Linked DNA regions of Homo sapiens: region 1 is linked to region 2. A link is a loop called in an ENCODE intact Hi-C map of the cell type or tissue named here. Cell type or tissue: B cell. All regions are shown on one strand. Each heading gives the region's core, and the rest is flanking DNA. Links, peaks and the distances in the headings are about the cores only.

What was found. Hi-C counts contacts between places; a loop is a spot of excess contacts. Peaks named below come from ENCODE experiments on the same cell type or tissue, not always from the same donor. Only the 100,000 strongest peaks of a DNase experiment are listed, where the experiment ranks them.
Region 1: it touches region 2 in a loop (7-fold over the local background); 5 of 110 quality-filtered maps call a loop at or near these places.

Annotation. Positions count from the first base shown.
Region 1 is chr4:152,405,032-152,413,374 of GRCh38, reverse strand. It overlaps FBXW7 (F-box and WD repeat domain containing 7), which reads left to right. Exons shown (of 14, transcript NM_001349798.2): 3 at 846-895; 4 at 1,503-2,072. The coding sequence starts at 1,572. Among named protein-coding and RNA genes, the nearest start is that of FBXW7-AS1, 72 kb to the right of the region's middle. In B cell, for the core only: CTCF peaks have their summits at 4,437 and 4,640; a DNase peak (open chromatin) is centred at 4,634.
Region 2 is chr4:153,080,489-153,088,831 of GRCh38, reverse strand. No RefSeq gene overlaps it. Among named protein-coding and RNA genes, the nearest start is that of TRIM2, 120 kb to the left of the region's middle. RefSeq lists an enhancer at 3,544-3,603. In B cell, for the core only: CTCF peaks have their summits at 3,471 (motif pointing right), 5,018 and 5,221 (motif pointing left); DNase peaks (open chromatin) are centred at 3,471, 5,221 and 6,321; H3K4me3 peaks cover 325 bases; H3K27ac peaks cover 582 bases.

The DNA of each region.
Region 1 (8,343 bases), core at 73-8,072, 680 kb after region 2:
CCAAGAAAACCATGCAACTTAATGTTGTTTGTTAGCCATCAGATTTTATTTTACTGAACTCAAGTTCAGTCACATCAGTTACCGATAAAATAATAAGTTCTATATTAATATTTGATATATCTTGACATTTTGTATTATGGTAGGAAGAAATAAAAGACCTTCCTCAAATTTTAGGATATGGGCTTCTGTTTGTTGATGTTTGTGTTTTATGATACACTGTTGTAAATCATACTAAAGGTTTTCTCTGAAAAAGACTAGAATTGACAATACTTCATTTGTTAGCAGTTTCAAGTTTTAGATCACGGGTGCATAATTTCTTGTGTGTGCACAACATGTTGGCATTTTATCTGACTTCAAAGATGTCCATATAGATACCAGCAAAGGATAAAATGTAAGAATGAATATCATGAAAAGATGCTGTATCAGATAAAATTCTAGAGCCTAGGTTAAAAAACATAAAGGCAAACATGCTTGATATATAAAAATTGAGAAATATGATAAAAAGAAGTAAGTTTAAAGCATCAGTAATACCACTGCCTAAGATGCAGTTTATTTTGAAATGTTGTCTTCTAGTCTTCATACAGTTTAAAAATCATACTATAATCACAATTTCCAGCATTTTCCCCTTAGCATAATATATTATAACATCCATGTTTTTAAAAATATTTTATGAACGTCATGTTTAGGGATTACACCATATATATCCCATCTCATAGATTCCTTTATATTGAACATTTGGATTTTTATTTACATTTTTATTTACATTTATTTTTATCTTTATTTTTTGCTTTCGTGGATAAACTGCAGTGAGCATCCTCTGTATAAATTTTTTTTTTCTGTTTTAGGATTACTTCCTTAGGATAGATTGCCAGAAGTGGAGTTACTGGGTCAGAGGGTATGAACTTATGAACTTTTTTTTTAAATAAATTTTTTGTTCATTTTCTGTCCAGTCATTTGTAAAAAAATTAAAATAATAATGATTATAATTGTTACCTGCTAGAAAACTGTGTCTGAAGGCAAGATTCTGTGATCAGAAAAGTTTGGGAAATACCCAGGGTAAAAAGCCTTTTAATCTGATTTACCTCAGCATTTCCCAAATTAACTGAACACTGAAAATTTTTTTTGATACACTTCTTAAAATTTTGTGGAAGTTTTATATAGGATATAGTCTATGAACTACTGATGTAAAATTAAAATTGTTTTATTTGCTTGAAATATTATGTTTTATTGGTCAAAGGAATTAAACTATAAATCTTCATGCTAAAAATTATTAAAAGGGATTAGTGTTGTTTACTATGGTTTTTGTGCATGTCTTTATAAAGTCTTATAACTTTTAAAATTGAAATGTTCTATATTGTTTACTAAAGAACATTTTAATGCCTTGGTGGCATCAATACTTTTTTGCAATCATTAATGATATTTAGAAAGTAGACATATAACATGAAAGTAGAACATAATATAGATTGTACAAATCTTGTTTTTTACCCTATTTTCCCCTGCAGAATGTGAAAACCTTTGCATCTTCTGATAGTCTAGCCAAGGTCCAAGAAGTAGCAAGCTGGCTTTTGGAAATGAATCAGGAACTGCTCTCTGTGGGCAGCAAAAGACGACGAACTGGAGGCTCTCTGAGAGGTAACCCTTCCTCAAGCCAGGTAGATGAAGAACAGATGAATCGTGTGGTAGAGGAGGAACAGCAACAGCAACTCAGACAACAAGAGGAGGAGCACACTGCAAGGAATGGTGAAGTTGTTGGAGTAGAACCTAGACCTGGAGGCCAAAATGATTCCCAGCAAGGACAGTTGGAAGAAAACAATAATAGATTTATTTCGGTAGATGAGGACTCCTCAGGAAACCAAGAAGAACAAGAGGAAGATGAAGAACATGCTGGTGAACAAGATGAGGAGGATGAGGAGGAGGAGGAGATGGACCAGGAGAGTGACGATTTTGATCAGTCTGATGATAGTAGCAGAGAAGATGAACATACACATACTAACAGTGTCACGAACTCCAGTAGTATTGTGGACCTGCCCGTTCACCAACTCTCCTCCCCATTCTATACAAAAACAACAAAAGTGAGTATATTCAATATATTGTTAACCTGAGAAACTTTACATATCTATTTTAATTGTAATGAAACTTTCCTCACAGTCTTTGTATTACTAAAAATTAATCTTAAGATGTGTAATAATAAAATGAACTAGTTTTTTGTCTTACAGAAGGTAATGGAAAGTATTACAAGTAGAAATACTGATAATGGGACAATCTGAGTACAAATGGAGGGAAAGTAATTGAGCCTATTACTATGAAAAATTATTAACATCAAATTTTCGTCTAAACCTTGCGTCCCGGGCAGGGATTAGTAGCTTGTGTGGGGTGTAGAGGTTTCGGGTGAAACATGATTTGTGTAAATCAAGTAATGAAGAAACTTTTTATTTACAAAATGCAGCTGCTAGAGTGGGCTATTCACAAGTGTCACTCTAAGGCATAAATTACTCAGAAGTTGCCTCAAATTAGTTCTAGTTATTTATCATTTGAGAATTAGAAATAATGAATATTCATGTAGAGTAGACTTACAAGTTAAACTATGTTTTGGAAAGGAACATTTTAACTTGAATATACTTGTTTTATAGACATTAACATAATGTCTGTGGTAGTTCATCCTCTTACTCCTACTTGCTTATTTCTTACATTTTACAGTGATTTTAGGCCATAAACAATATACAAACTGATTTAACATCGTATCGTTTAACCTAACTTGACTTGGAATGAAGTATCTTACACACTTGGATTAATAATAATTGAAATGCTAAATCATGTTTTACATCTGCTTGTAAAACCTTACTTTCTAAAATGTGTTTGGCCCTAATTTACCTAGCCTATCTGCAAGTCAGATTTTATTTAGCTGGCATGATCTAAGAAGGACGTGACATCAAGTAGTGATTTTTCATCCATTGTACCATCCCTGTCTCAAGATGTTGAAGCAGTAGCTTTGGATCTCAGCCAGATGGCTCTACCACTAACAACTATAGCACCACTTTGTTAAGGCTCAGACCTTTTATAGTGTCATTCCTCCCTTTTGCCCCCCTAGTCTTGATCATCTTCTTCAAGGTTGCTATATCAAAAGGGAGTTTTAACATCTCTTTTTTTCCTGAGGGTTCAGTTAGAGGAATAGGGGTTTAATACTTAAGGTCCAATTGCACTAACTTATTTCAGAAAGAGGTTCAATCAAAACTAAGCCTTGCGGAACAATGCAGAGTTATTGCTGATTTCTGCTACACTTTAAATTAAAAGCAAAAAAAGCTAGTTAGACAAAACATTATCTTTTTCCAAAAGGAAAAGTCATCCTTATATTCTGTAGGAAACCTTCCAGTTCACAAGTTTGACAGGTGCTTTATCTTTTCTTTACCTTCAAGATGTAAAATTTTGTGTATGATGATTACCTTTTTAAAAACGAAGTATACTGAATTTGTTAGTTTTTTTCTAGTGATTCTGAATCATGAATAACAATTATTGTCCTGTACATATAACAAGAATGGACTGGGCTCTAACCATAGAAGGAATACATGTGTGTATGCATTTATGTATATACACATGTACAGTATAGATGTGTGTATGCATTTATGTATATACACATGTACAGTATAGATGTGTGTATGCATTTATTATATAAGTGTGTATGTATAGTTTTTGATATATTGTTGATCATGAGATGATCTGCCTTCGTAAGTATGGCATGAAGAATACAAAGCTATTTGATTGCCAGGACAGTGATACCCTTCTACAAGTAAGATTTCAGTCTGAAATTTTTCTAAATGTTTTCCTTTTTGTCCATTCCTGAAACCCTTCTGCCAGAGTATTCCCAGAGCACTTTCAACAGCATTAAAAAAAGTCACTGAGTACTGCTTCACCTAAAAAGAAAATGTCAGTATTCTCCGTGTATACATGTTTTAATACAATAAATAGAAGCTCTCACTAGTTGAAGTACTTTATTTTGGAAGAGCTTTAAATTCTTGATCATTATAAAGTTAAGACACTTCTACAGATGTTACCCTAGACCATAGTTTCATTCAAGTCTTCTTTGACTTTTGAGAGTAGAGGCATAAGAAATGAAATCCCATTTTAAATGTTAACATAGGATTAGCTTTCTACAAATTTTACTCAGGATACCTTTCAAGTTTTATTTTTTGGCATTCTCATAAACAAACCCTGTGGACAGCTAGACTGAATTTTACCCATCATCCCTAAATATGCTGCATAAGCAAATATATTAATGAGAAAAAAAGATTTTTAATTCTTCCTTGCATTGCTTTATTCTTTGAAAGCATTCTGAAAACTGTCAACACTCTGAGGACAGTTTTTCCCCCCTTGTCACTAAAGGTTTGTTCTTTTGGGAGCCTTATGGCAAGCAATATATGTTAAAAATTCCATGTTGTCTTAATGTTAAAAGTCAAGGGAAGTGGTAGTCAAGAATTGCTATTTATTAAGCTCACACTGTTTGAAAGATCCTACTACAGATACATAAACAAAAGTTACAGAGAGGCCGAATGATCCACCCCAGATTACACTACGTGATGAGAGATTTTAATCCTGATTTGCCTAATAGCAAAAAACCCCTTTCTCTTTCCACATGCTATGCTGCCCCCTATGGTTGAATTTGACAAACATCACTGAACAAGATTTCCAACATAGTCAGAGACTCTGCCATGTGATGATTTTCTGATACTATGTCCCATTTGAAGTGATAAGAGCTACCCTATAGAAAGGACAGAGGGCTCAGTTAACTACTTTTCTTTGTGGCACTTAACAAAACATTATTGAAGATTTTACAGCTCAAGGCTAAAGTAATCAGGAACAAATGACGCTGTTAAAAAATTTTATAGAGGTCATACTCTCTTGAATCCATAAAACATGCTTTTAAAGCAGAGGTTGTGTGCTGGCTATTCCTCTAAATCTTGCTTCTCCAGATACAAATGTCTGTCTCTTCAGTTTTAACTCTCATTCTCAACATCCTTATCATATTTTTTTAAAAAAAGTTGTTTTCTGAAGATATGCCCAGCTCATATTGAAGAATCTTTGACATATTTTATGCAGAATATCAACTAATTTTCTACTAACATGAAAAACAAATGAGATGATTATTAGGCCAGATCTGGTATCCTGATCTTTTGATGAAGAGAAGTGTGTTTGAGCATTAATTTCTGATGCTTCCATATCTATCTTAGTGGCTTCCACCTGTTCTCTTCTCACATAACTTCCTTACCTCAAATTAGTCTATTTTTTTCCCATCTTGATTGTTAGATTCTTCCTAGTAATTAAATCGTTTTTATCCATTTGCCTCAAATAAGAAATAAATGTTTATCAAAAAATAAATATATATAAAAGATAGCCAGGTGTGGTGGCTCACACCTGTGATCCCAGCACTTTGAGAGGCTGAGGTGGGCAGATTGCTTGAGACCAGCCTGGGCAACATGGCAAAACCCTGTCTCTACAAAAAATACAAAAATTAGCTGAGTGTGATGGCATGCGCCTGTGGTTCCAGCTACTTTGGGGGCTGAGGTTGGAGGATCATTTGGGCCCAGGAGGTTGAGGCTGCAGTGATCTGGGCCACAGAGCAAGACCCTGTTTCAGAATAAATAAATAGAGGGTGGGGGGAGGTGTGGAGAAGCATCTAGTGTATTGGAGTTTAGAGGCGTAAGACCCTTTCTTGTCTATAAATTCTGAACAATAGAGGAATCAGGTAATAGGATCATTAACCAATCAGGGTATCTGGTCCGCCATTCTCCAACCACCTCCTAGGACCAGAGCTGCTGAGCAGCTTTGTAGGATAATGTGGCTAACATTGGAAATATAACAGGGCTCTAAGTTACACTCTGTTGTAGAGTTCTAGAGAATGATAGCTTCTTCAGAAAGTCCCTGGCCTAGTCTACCTGCAAGACAAGCAACTTAAGTTCAAAGTCTGTTTGGTATATACATGTCCAGAGAGCAAAAAATGCTATTTAAGGCAGTCATCTTGAATAACATCCACTAGTAAACATGGCCCAATGAATAGCCATGTCCCCTACCTTTGTGAAGGAGGAAAAATGAAACATTGACTCAGCCTAATTTAGCCCAATTTTAAACATGTGGGGAGGATAATGGAAATGGGAGAAATGGGGACAATGGGTGAGATGGGTTTTCCCCTAACATATTAGAGTGATAAGAACTTTTCACATCTGAGTTTGAATTCTGATTATACCACTTACTGTATAACCATGAGTATATAATCTCAGTGAACCTATTACTTTATCTGTAAAATAAAGACTCATGCCTACCTCTCAAGGTTTTTGTAAGGATTAAGTGAAATAATTTATGTAAAACAAGTAGCATAGTGCCTGGGACACTCAGATATTTTGCAGATATCGGCCTTGTGACCTCATTTTTTCCGTCTCCTGTGCCTTACCCCAAATCCCACAAAATAAACTTCATTCCCCGCAGCGGTTGTCAATCTCTATATATATGTTTTACAACCTTCAGCATTCAGTCATCATATCACCCTCTAGTGTAAAAAGTAGAGAAATAAATTCTTTTAAAAAGGTACATAGGAGGATTAGAAGAGTACTGTAATAAGCTAGGCCCATCTTCAATAAAAATAGACATAAATTTTGAAGTCGATGCTACCCACAGATCTCCCTAGTTGATAAAATATGTACCCTTTCCTTTCATTAGAATTTAAGTCAATTTCTCTAGACTTTCTTCTAATCTTTAACTAAAGCTTCTGTATATTTAAATGCTTTAATGAATCTTCCATATGGATGCCAAAATGAATTTTAGCTCATGGTTAATTTCTAATTAATGCCTGTTAATATAGTTTTAAATGTATTTGTTAATATTATTTTAAACAATAATAGCTCTAAATGTTGGTGATAAACTGTATCTCATTCACTGCAGGTAATGACAGTTACTATTATTAATTATTTAAGAGACGGGGCCTTGCTGTGTTTCCCAGGCTGTCCTTGAACCCCTGGGCATAAGAGATCCTCCTGTGTAGCTGGGACTACAGGCGTGGACCACCGTGCCCAGCTCAAAAAGTATTTTAATTATGAGGTTTCATTGTAGACTAAAGAATAATCTTCACACCAAATGGACCATTTTAAAATTGTTTTATAGCATTCCATTGATTAGTTCTTTATACAGATGATAAACTTCACTGAAGTATACACAAATATCACAAATAGTTATCTTCAAAATGCTTCCAAAGAAAATTGTTTCATATGTGTATTATAATGATCTGATCCATTTTTAATGTTGTTTTTGTTGGTGGTAGGGAAGACAGTATGAAGAAAAAGGACATAGGAATAGATCATGATGAATATTGTTTTCACTTTGGTAGTTAACTCCAAAATTATTTCTCAAGCTCCGATCATTCACCTTAGCCATAGTTTTGCATTTCTAGCTGTCTGTTGGGCATCATCATCTGAGTGGTCCACTGAAAACTAAAAGTACTGTTTCTTTCTCCAAACCAAGTTTTTATTTGCCTCCCCAGGTTATCTTTTCCCTCTCAATAGGTCCCATCTTCTGGTCAGTGGATAGAAAAGTGGCTTGACTTTTTCTTATCATCTGAGTCTGGGCCTGCTGAATAATTTAACAGACTTGATCACTTAGTCTCTCTTTTTCTTACCCGCCAGGCAATTGTAAGATAAAAATTGGAGGGTCAGTGTTTAAAAACGTTAAGAGCATTTTTGCTTGGGCTTCTGTTTGCATCAGGCTATAACGCCACGTCCTTGACAATGAGTTGGCAGTATGAATAATTGGATGAGTTTTTTAAAATGAATTTTTAGCTCTGTATAGATAATAACCTCAATACAGATATCTGGTGCCCCATTTCCCACTGATAAAGCCAAACCTAAATGAGAATGTTTGAAGTCTTCCAATATCTTACCATAGTTTTTACCTGGTTTCATCTCCTCTCCTCTCTACTTGTTTTGAATCATACTCCTTCCCACCAGCCATATCCTTCAAATCGAAGTCCAAATCCCCTATCTTAATACCTTCCTAGATTTAGAAAATCGAATTCCTTTCAACCTGTTCTTGCTTCTCTTCATGGTGCAGTTCATTTGGTATTACCTGGTGACATTTTTGGTAAGCTTTGTCTTAAGTTGACATATAATTCTTCACTTTTTTGAGCAGTAGAAATTTGGTAAATTTGTTTTCAGTCCTAATTCAGTTTGAGAATTGAAGACTGGCAAACTGTAATGTGAACAGTTGTCATTTCACCTCTTTTTTTTTTTTTTTTTTTTTTTAAGACAAGGTCTTGCTTTGTTGCCCAGGCTGGATGGAGTGCAGTGGCATAATCATGGCTCACTG
Region 2 (8,343 bases), core at 155-8,154:
ATCAACTCACAGGAAGAACCCAAAAAGAAAGTCGTCTAGTTAAAGATGGGAGGCAGTAAAAACAAAATGGAGCTGGGGTCCCTTCTCCTACAGTTAAGGAGATGATCTACATTGGTGCCCACACTCAAAAGCATCTGGGCATATGTAGAGCATATCTAGGGTATATCAATGGCATATGTAGGGCATATATAAGGTTTATCTAAGATATATTTAGGGTGTATATAGGGTATATCTAGGGCAGATGTAGGGTATATGTAGGGCATATGGAGGGTGTATGTAGAGAATATATAGGGTATATCTAGGGCATACATAGGGCGTACATAGGGTGTATGTAGAGAATATATAGGGTATATCTAGGGCATACATATATCTAGGGCATACTAGTTCATATGTAGGACATACCTAGGACATACCTAGGGCATACCTAAGGCATATATAGGGTTTATGTAGAGCATATGTGTGGTATATCTAGGGTATACCTAGGGCATATGTAGGGTATATCTAGGGCATACATAGGGCATACTGGGTCGTATGTAAGGCATACCTAGGATATATCTAGGGCATACGTAGGGTATATGTAGGGCATACATAGGGCATACCTAGGACTTATCTAGGACATATGTGGGGTATATGTAGGGTTTATGTACAGCCTATGTATGGTATACCTAGGGCATATGTAGGGTATATGTAGGGCATATGTAGGGTATATGTAGGGTTTATGTAAAGCATATGTATGGTATACCTAGGGCATAGCTAGGGCATATGTAGGGAACATGTCGTACCCTAGATCTGAGCCTGCTGCACCAGCCCCTCTTGGTGCTGCTTCTACATTTCATTTCATTTCATTCCAGTGAGGTTTCATGGGACTTAGCATGTCCCAGAACAAGCTCTGAAAGGCTTCTTTGATATCCAGTAGAAATTTGTTTAGAAAGTAGACAATAGAGGCTCTCTGTTCTGAAAAGAATAGATATTCATCCAGAAAGAGTTTTCTCCCCTCTGCACGTTGAATTTAACTGAAACAGATAGCAAAATTCACCAAGTAGTGCAGTCGGAAAAGCCCACAACGTGAGGCAGAACCTGAGGCTGATGTTCGAGGTTGCCACCTATCGTTGGCCTCTCTTTATAGACTGTGACACCCCGCTTCATCTCTTCCTGCTGCTAGCTCACGTCGGGATTTTGTCATTGACTGCCCAGTTTACTGAAAGAACCTTCTTCCATTTCTCCGCTCCCTTCAGCCTCCATACTATTGCCACTACGATTGCTCTAGAAATGGTGTTGGCCTAGTTAGTCTCTTATGGAAACTCTTGACACCATTCCATGGCCTTCGGAATAAAATTGAACTCCTTCTCTTAAGCCCTCATGTCCTCCCTGCTCTGAGACCTGCCTACCTCTCCAAACCTCCTCTGGCAGCTGCCTACACATTTCCTTGCCTCAGTCATCCAGAATGAGCCCCAAACACATCATGATTTTTATCCCTTTGCCAAGATCTCTTTCTGCCAAGTGCATCCTCCCTACCTTCCTCTCCTTTCACTTGTTAATTTCTTGGCCTCTAACTCTGTTGCTAAGAGTCAGTAACCTGGGAGGCCTTCCCTGACTCTTCCGCCTCTCTCTGTGCCTGGGAGTGCCTCTGTGCTGACTTTATCTCACTGTGTGGTTGACACCAACTGCAGTGCATCATAAGCACCTAGAGAATATAGACTGTAAGATCCCTGTGGGCAGGGCTGTGCATTATTCATCAGTGCTTGACATGGTGTTTGGCACAAATTATATGCTTAATAAGTATTATTGATTAAATGGATCTACAGCCAGGAAGAAATGGAGTGAAGGCATCATACCCATGATGCCAAATGCAGTTCCAGACACCATGAAGCCATCTTCTCTCTCCATCACTCTCCCATTTTACCCTGTTTCTCCCTTTTTCTCCCCAACTCACCATAGGCACCAGCGTCATCAGCAGGCCCGAGAACATGCTGGGGTTGGGCAATGGCATAGGAAGGGGAATGTTCTAGAAAGTTGTGTTTGTCTCTTTACTTCCATCTACATTTCTATTAACCCCATTCATATTGGATATTGTGTGAGAACCACTTTAAAAGGCAAAGAAGAGCAGAGACCGGGGTTGGGAGAGGAGAGGAGAGGAGAGGAGAGGAGAGGAGAGGAGAGGAGAAAAAACAACAACAACAAAAAACATCACACTTTTTTTGGTAATACCATTAGAAATACAGTATTATAAATGAGCAACCTCTTCAAATTGAGAGAAGCAGAGTTGAATATAAATCACCCAAATATTTTTGGGTGCATATGCATAAGCCGTTGGCTGTGCATGTTCCTCTATGTTCTAAGATCCAGTTCCACCCTGCTCTGTGCCCTGGGAGGAAGGCATCCATAAGCTGCATCAGTTGGGCTCCTTACTCCCTAGCTCTGACTTAGATCATGACCATAGGACACACACCATTAGTAAATTAAAGAGAAGGGGGAGAAAGTCGAGGTATTTGTTTCTTTTTCTCTCTCCTTGTCTCCTTAGCTCCTGGCAAGGCTCACCTGTCCTATTTTCAACAGAACTGCCAGTCCAGTCTCAAACAGGATAAAGGTGTCCACACTTACTTAAAGAATACAGCATCTACAGGAGTACCTGGTCTTTCTAATGTCATTGTTACAAAAACAGAGGCAGCCAGGGAGATTTCTACTGCAAGGGTTCCCAGCTGGTCTTCTGAGCTATTGTGGATAGTGTAAAATGAGACTTTCTCTTTTTCCAGCTCCTCTCTCCTGAGACAGGGGCCACTTCTGACCTCTGCTCACGCCCCTTCCCCTTCCTTCATCTAACAAACATTTTTAGAATACCCAACACATTCAATCTATGACAATGAATTTGAGCCATGTTGGCACCAAAATGTCATTTGCACTCTTCCTTCACTCAGTAACCAAAGTCTAATGTTCCATTCAAAAGCAAAATATCTTTCACGCTTTCTTCAGTGGTCTTTGGAGTCCTCACTCCTACTTTCAGATCTAAATGGGGAATGTAAGGAGTGTCACCCATTGTAGGGGGCATTACAAATACAGTTAAATAGCTCCAGAGTGAAGACAGAGTCATCTAGAGATGTGTCCCTTACCAGGGTCAGGCACAGGACTAAGCACTTCCACATCACCACCTAATTTAATCTGTTTAAAAACCCTTGAGGTAAGGAGCATGATTTCCCTCATTTCATAGATAAGGAAAGTGATTACTGAGAAGTTATGAAACTCCTCCAAGGTTACACTAGTTCCTGACTGCCAAGCCAGGATTCAGACACTAAGACGCCAGAATGCTTGCTCTTAACCACCGTACTCTACCACTCTGAGAGCTCAGACAAGCCTGCCATCATCTCTAAGCCTGAATTTCCTCCAGTGAAAATGACAGCACAAGATTGAATCACTTAGAAAGTCCCTCTTGCTCCAAACCCGGGCAGTTCTCCTCAGGAGGCTGCTTTACCTCCATCTACCACCAGGTGGCGGGCAGCCAGCCGTGCAAACGGGTTGCTTGGGCTGCAGGGCGAAGACCTATTATCCCCCTCAACCCTGTCTGACTGTGGCGTGGGAATGGAGTGGAAACTTGTTCCCAGTAGTAATTGGTGTCGAGCCACAAAACTTCTAAGGTGGCAGAGTCAAGAGTTTAACCAGTTGGTCGAATGCCTATGGGCATGTATTTCCATCAGCTGCAGCTGCTACTGCTTAGTTGACAAGTAACACAGGAGACCCTGGGATCTCACACCACCAGTTCCTGGCGGCTCTGTTCCTGCAAATGGTGTGTTGGAACCAACATTCAAAGTAACTACAGGTAAAGAAGTAGGTGCATGGCATCCCAAGGTGGATGTTGTTGATCAGCAAAGGACTGAACTGCTGCCAATAGCAACACGAACCCACTCCCTGAAGCCCCAGTGAGGCCTCTAACTGGTAGCGCCCAGTTGGATGTGTGAAAATAAGAATGAACTGAACTTGGCCTGGGAAGATGAAGACACGGTTTGTGACAGATGCACAGCCCGGGGCTGGCTTCCCATCGATCCAGCTTTTGAGCCCACAGATGGCATCTTCAGGGAGACGTCACGGAACCATGGATGGTGTTGCCACATGCATGCTCTGACAACCTCAACCAAATGAGAAGGAGCAGGGGCTGTCCTCAGTGTGTTGACTCTTCCCTGCTGGTGGGGTCAGGGACATCCTGGCCACCCCAGCAGAGGCCTGCCTCGTTCTCACACTCTGAGATTAAACCCTGAGGGTGGAAATGAGACAGTGATGCCTCAGGACTTGGGAAATGAAGGGTAAAAGTGGCGATGGGTTCTTCTAGTCCTCTGCCTAAGGGTGAGTGTGTGAGTGTGTGTGTGCATGCAGACTAAATAATAAAACTGGGTGACTGCCCCACATCAAACGTTGCCATGGAGAGAAAGTGAAATGCAGGGAGGTGAGCAGGACTATTTCACCGGGGTACAAGGATTCCAAATTCCAAAGGCATTGTTCTTACCTCTCCCCATACTGCACTGCAAACTCACAGCCGCTCTCCAGATTTTGGAAACGTCTGTGGGGAGATCGAGTCATTTCATTAAACTCATGAAGTGAGAAGTTTTACCTGTCGTAATTCTGGCTAAGTTCAGTCTTTTGGAAAAGCAGTAAAAGATGTTTGCTAAGGAAAATAAAATTATAAAGGTCACTATGTTCATTTAAAACTGAGTTTTCCAAATTAAATTCCTGTTTTCTTAGTGAAAGAGAAAAAAAACCCAATATTGGTCTCCGAAAGAGAATTAAAAAAAAGTTAAACTGAAGTGATTTATTTAGAAACCCAGTGTAAAGAATGAAGCATTTATCTCCCCCTAAAGCAAGGTCACCCAAACCCTCTGAGAGCTAGAAGTCAGCTATGAATCCAGCATCAGCATGCTTGTTGGGAGCAATTAGCACTGAGTCAGGTCCGCATGCATGTTGGGAGCTGATACGACCTTAATTGTTGCATCCCACTGTGTGAAGAAATAAGCACTTATATTAGCTCTAGGTCAATGACTGTGGCTCCCCCACATTTATGAGCTTGGAGTCTTGTCAGGCTGAACAAATAAAATAATACTTGTGGCTCCTTTGGTCCCAGCATCTTCCCAGGGATTGACTGTTCTTCCCGTGAAATGTCAGCTTTCATCAGCAAAGAGAACAAAGCAAGCCAGAATATTAGCTTGAGGAGGACTAAGGCACCATCTGGTGGCCGTTTACTATAAATCTTTGCCTCAGATGCAAATTCCTCGCACAAAGGAGCCCTGCCTTCTGATCTGTAGGCTGCCCGGAAGCAGTCGGCCTGACCTGGGAAAGCTGGAGAATACCCACACTTCCACAGCACAGCAGGCTTCTTTTAAAGGTTTGTCCCAGTGTAAAGTCCTCAGCCCCAAGTTTTATAACAACATCCTCACCACGAAGCCCAGAGAGGGAGCACCCCCTGAGGTCTTCACAGCTTGAGAAAAAGAAAGAGCCATTTGGGCTGTAACATTTTAGAAGGTTCTTGAAAGGAAAAGATGCCCAAGAAATCCTACTTTTTTTCCTCATGAATATTCTGCAGTACATAGAAAAAATATGAAGATCCTGCCTGTCCGGTTACTCTTCTCATTTAAAACCTTCTTAATTGACTAAAGAGCATTTTTACAAGACAAGTGCATTACAGACTTACCCTTCCCCAAGTGCAACCTCTCCCCTTGGGCTCCCTGACCACAGACTGGCCTTTGTCCTCCCTGACAGATGGCAATGACTAAAGTGACCCCAACTTGACATTTTTCAATAAGCAACCACAGAGCAAGGCCATCACTAAGCAAAATTCCCAAGTGAGTGAAGTTCTTCCCTGAAGTCCCTTCTCCCCACTCCAGCCGCCCGTATCCATCCCCTTCACCCCCTTCTCTCCCCAGCCCCGCTATTGACCCATCCTGACCGAGGTGTGGGGGTGTGTCTCAATTCTGGAAAGTCTTGCTTGCTAGGATGAAATGCTCTCTCAGAGGATTTCCACATTACCAGGGAGGGGCTCTGTAAAACCTGTATGAGCCAAAGGATAGAGTTTCCAATCATGTCATCTGGGGAGGGGGTGACAAGTTGTGACACATGACTCTGGGGAGTAGACCCTGCTTGAAGCCCCTGAATGTGGAGAGCCACAGCTTTGCCTGCTGGTAAGGCTGGCCCTACAGAGAGGAGCCCTAAGACCCTGAGCTTCACACCCAATGAATGAACGCGCTTCTTCCTGGTGCCGGCCCCGTGCCCATGGCTCTCGTCTGCATGAGCGAAGAAACTTTACCACTTCTGTCTCCTGCTGTGGTTGGTAGAGCTGTGTTTAGACTTGCCTGGTCTGAAATAAATAGTCGGGCACTTCTCAGAAACGGGCAGTTCACACTAATTAACAGGAAGAAGATGAAACAGGAACCCAGCTCAGAAGAGCTGTTCACCTCACAGATCGAGTAACCTGGTGCAGGAGGGGGCCGGGGTGTGGAGGAAGGAATGGGTGCCACTGAGAGGAAAAGTTTTCTCAGCACGAATTGGCTTGGGTTTCCTTGTTTGGGGCTAGAAAGGGGAGAAAGGAGGACAACTGCTTATCACTCACTTGCCTGGACACTATATTTAACGCTAGAGGGCTCACCAATGAACCCCCATTTGCAAAGGTCAAAGGATGGCACCACTCATCAGTTTGCTGTTTCAAGAGGCCGAATGCAGCTGGACTCCAGTTAATAAGGAGAAAGAGCAGAGTTACACACAGGGTACTGCAGGACTGTTTTGTTTGTTTGTTTGTTTGTTTTTAGCTGGAGTAATCTCTAAGTGCCCAAGGAGAGGCATCCTGGAGGCCACTTGTTGTGCTGCAGCCTTCTGGAATGCAGAGGCCACTGCCACAGACTGGCTCAGAGAGAGGACAAGGGGAAGACCCCACAGTGTGGAGCACTCCATTACCTGGGGCCGGTCCAGGACTCCCCCCCGCTCTGACCTCATGACTTCTCAGATGTCAAGTACTCCCCATAAGCCAGGGAAGTGAGAGTTCATCAATTGTACTCAGCCACTGGAAAGGTTTGACAGAAAAATTACGAGGTATTAGCACCGAGGCACCACCTTGGGAACAGAAACACAACTGGAGGAGAGGTCAGGAGAACCAGAGTGTGGTGGGTTGACTTGTGCACCGCCCCCGCCAAATATATATTGGCTTTCTGGGAGCTCAGCCCTCAAAATGGGACTATTTGGACATAGAGTCTTTACAGAGGTAATCAAGTTAAAAAGAGGTCATGAGGGGGCCCCTAGTCCAACTTGACTGATGCCCTTGTAAAAGGGGAAATTTACAGGAAGAATGCCATGTGAGCATGAAGTTGTCCATCCGTAAGCCAAGGAGAGAGGCCTGGAACAGAGCCTTGCCTCATAACTCTCAGGAGGAAGAACCCTTGGACTGGTATCCTCCAGAACTGAGAGGCAAGACATCGCTGCTGTTTAAGCCAGCAGGATGTGGTATTTCATGATGGCAGCCCTCACAATAGCATACGCAGGGTCTGTGTCTTTGCATAGGTCCCTCCACTGCTCTGGATAATTAGAAGTTCAACCAGACACATTCAGAATCCCTTGCAGCCCAACACTCTGACTTTCTAGCCGCCGGGCCTGGAATAACAACGGGGAGCATCTGGCCCCCTCAGAACCTAAAGAGTTGACAGACTGAGCCCTGCTTTTGTGCAACACATCCCAAATCACCACATTCCAAAGGCAGCTGAGCCTAGAGATGGGCTGGGAATTACTGCCTGGTTCTGAAGCGTTGTTTAAAATAGTATAGAGCTAAATTTGAAACTCATTTAAAATAAGTCAGTAAATCAGTTAAAGAGTTATCTTTCTTTACAAGCCTTGGTCCTCCTCCAGCCATGCTGGCCTTCAGGTTCAGGGTGCATTGTTCGTATGTGCTATTATTGGATGGTAGTAATAAAGAAGCCCATGCATCTGAATGCATCTTGCTAATCACATTCTCTATTACCGCCTCTTTCCACAGCTGCTACCATCAATTGTGTTTGGTTTTGCCTGGGAATAGGCATGTGTTTGGTGAACTCTGAGTGTGTTTGGGTTGCAGGTATAGTGCTTGTTGGATGAGGAGGTGCAGGAGGGGAGTGGTGAGGGTGGACACCAAGGTTGGCACATGACAGCAAGCTGGGGATGTTTTGGAGGGTCTATGGATTCCTGCAGATGCCTTCTCCTATGAATACTTTTCATAGTATCTTGCAAAGGAAAGAATCTTTTCCTTTGCAAGATGTCTATGAAACTGGCAGCAGCTATGGAAGCCAGACCTGAAATTTAACAGATCAATTAAATACCTTGTTTTGACATTTTGGTACCAAGGTT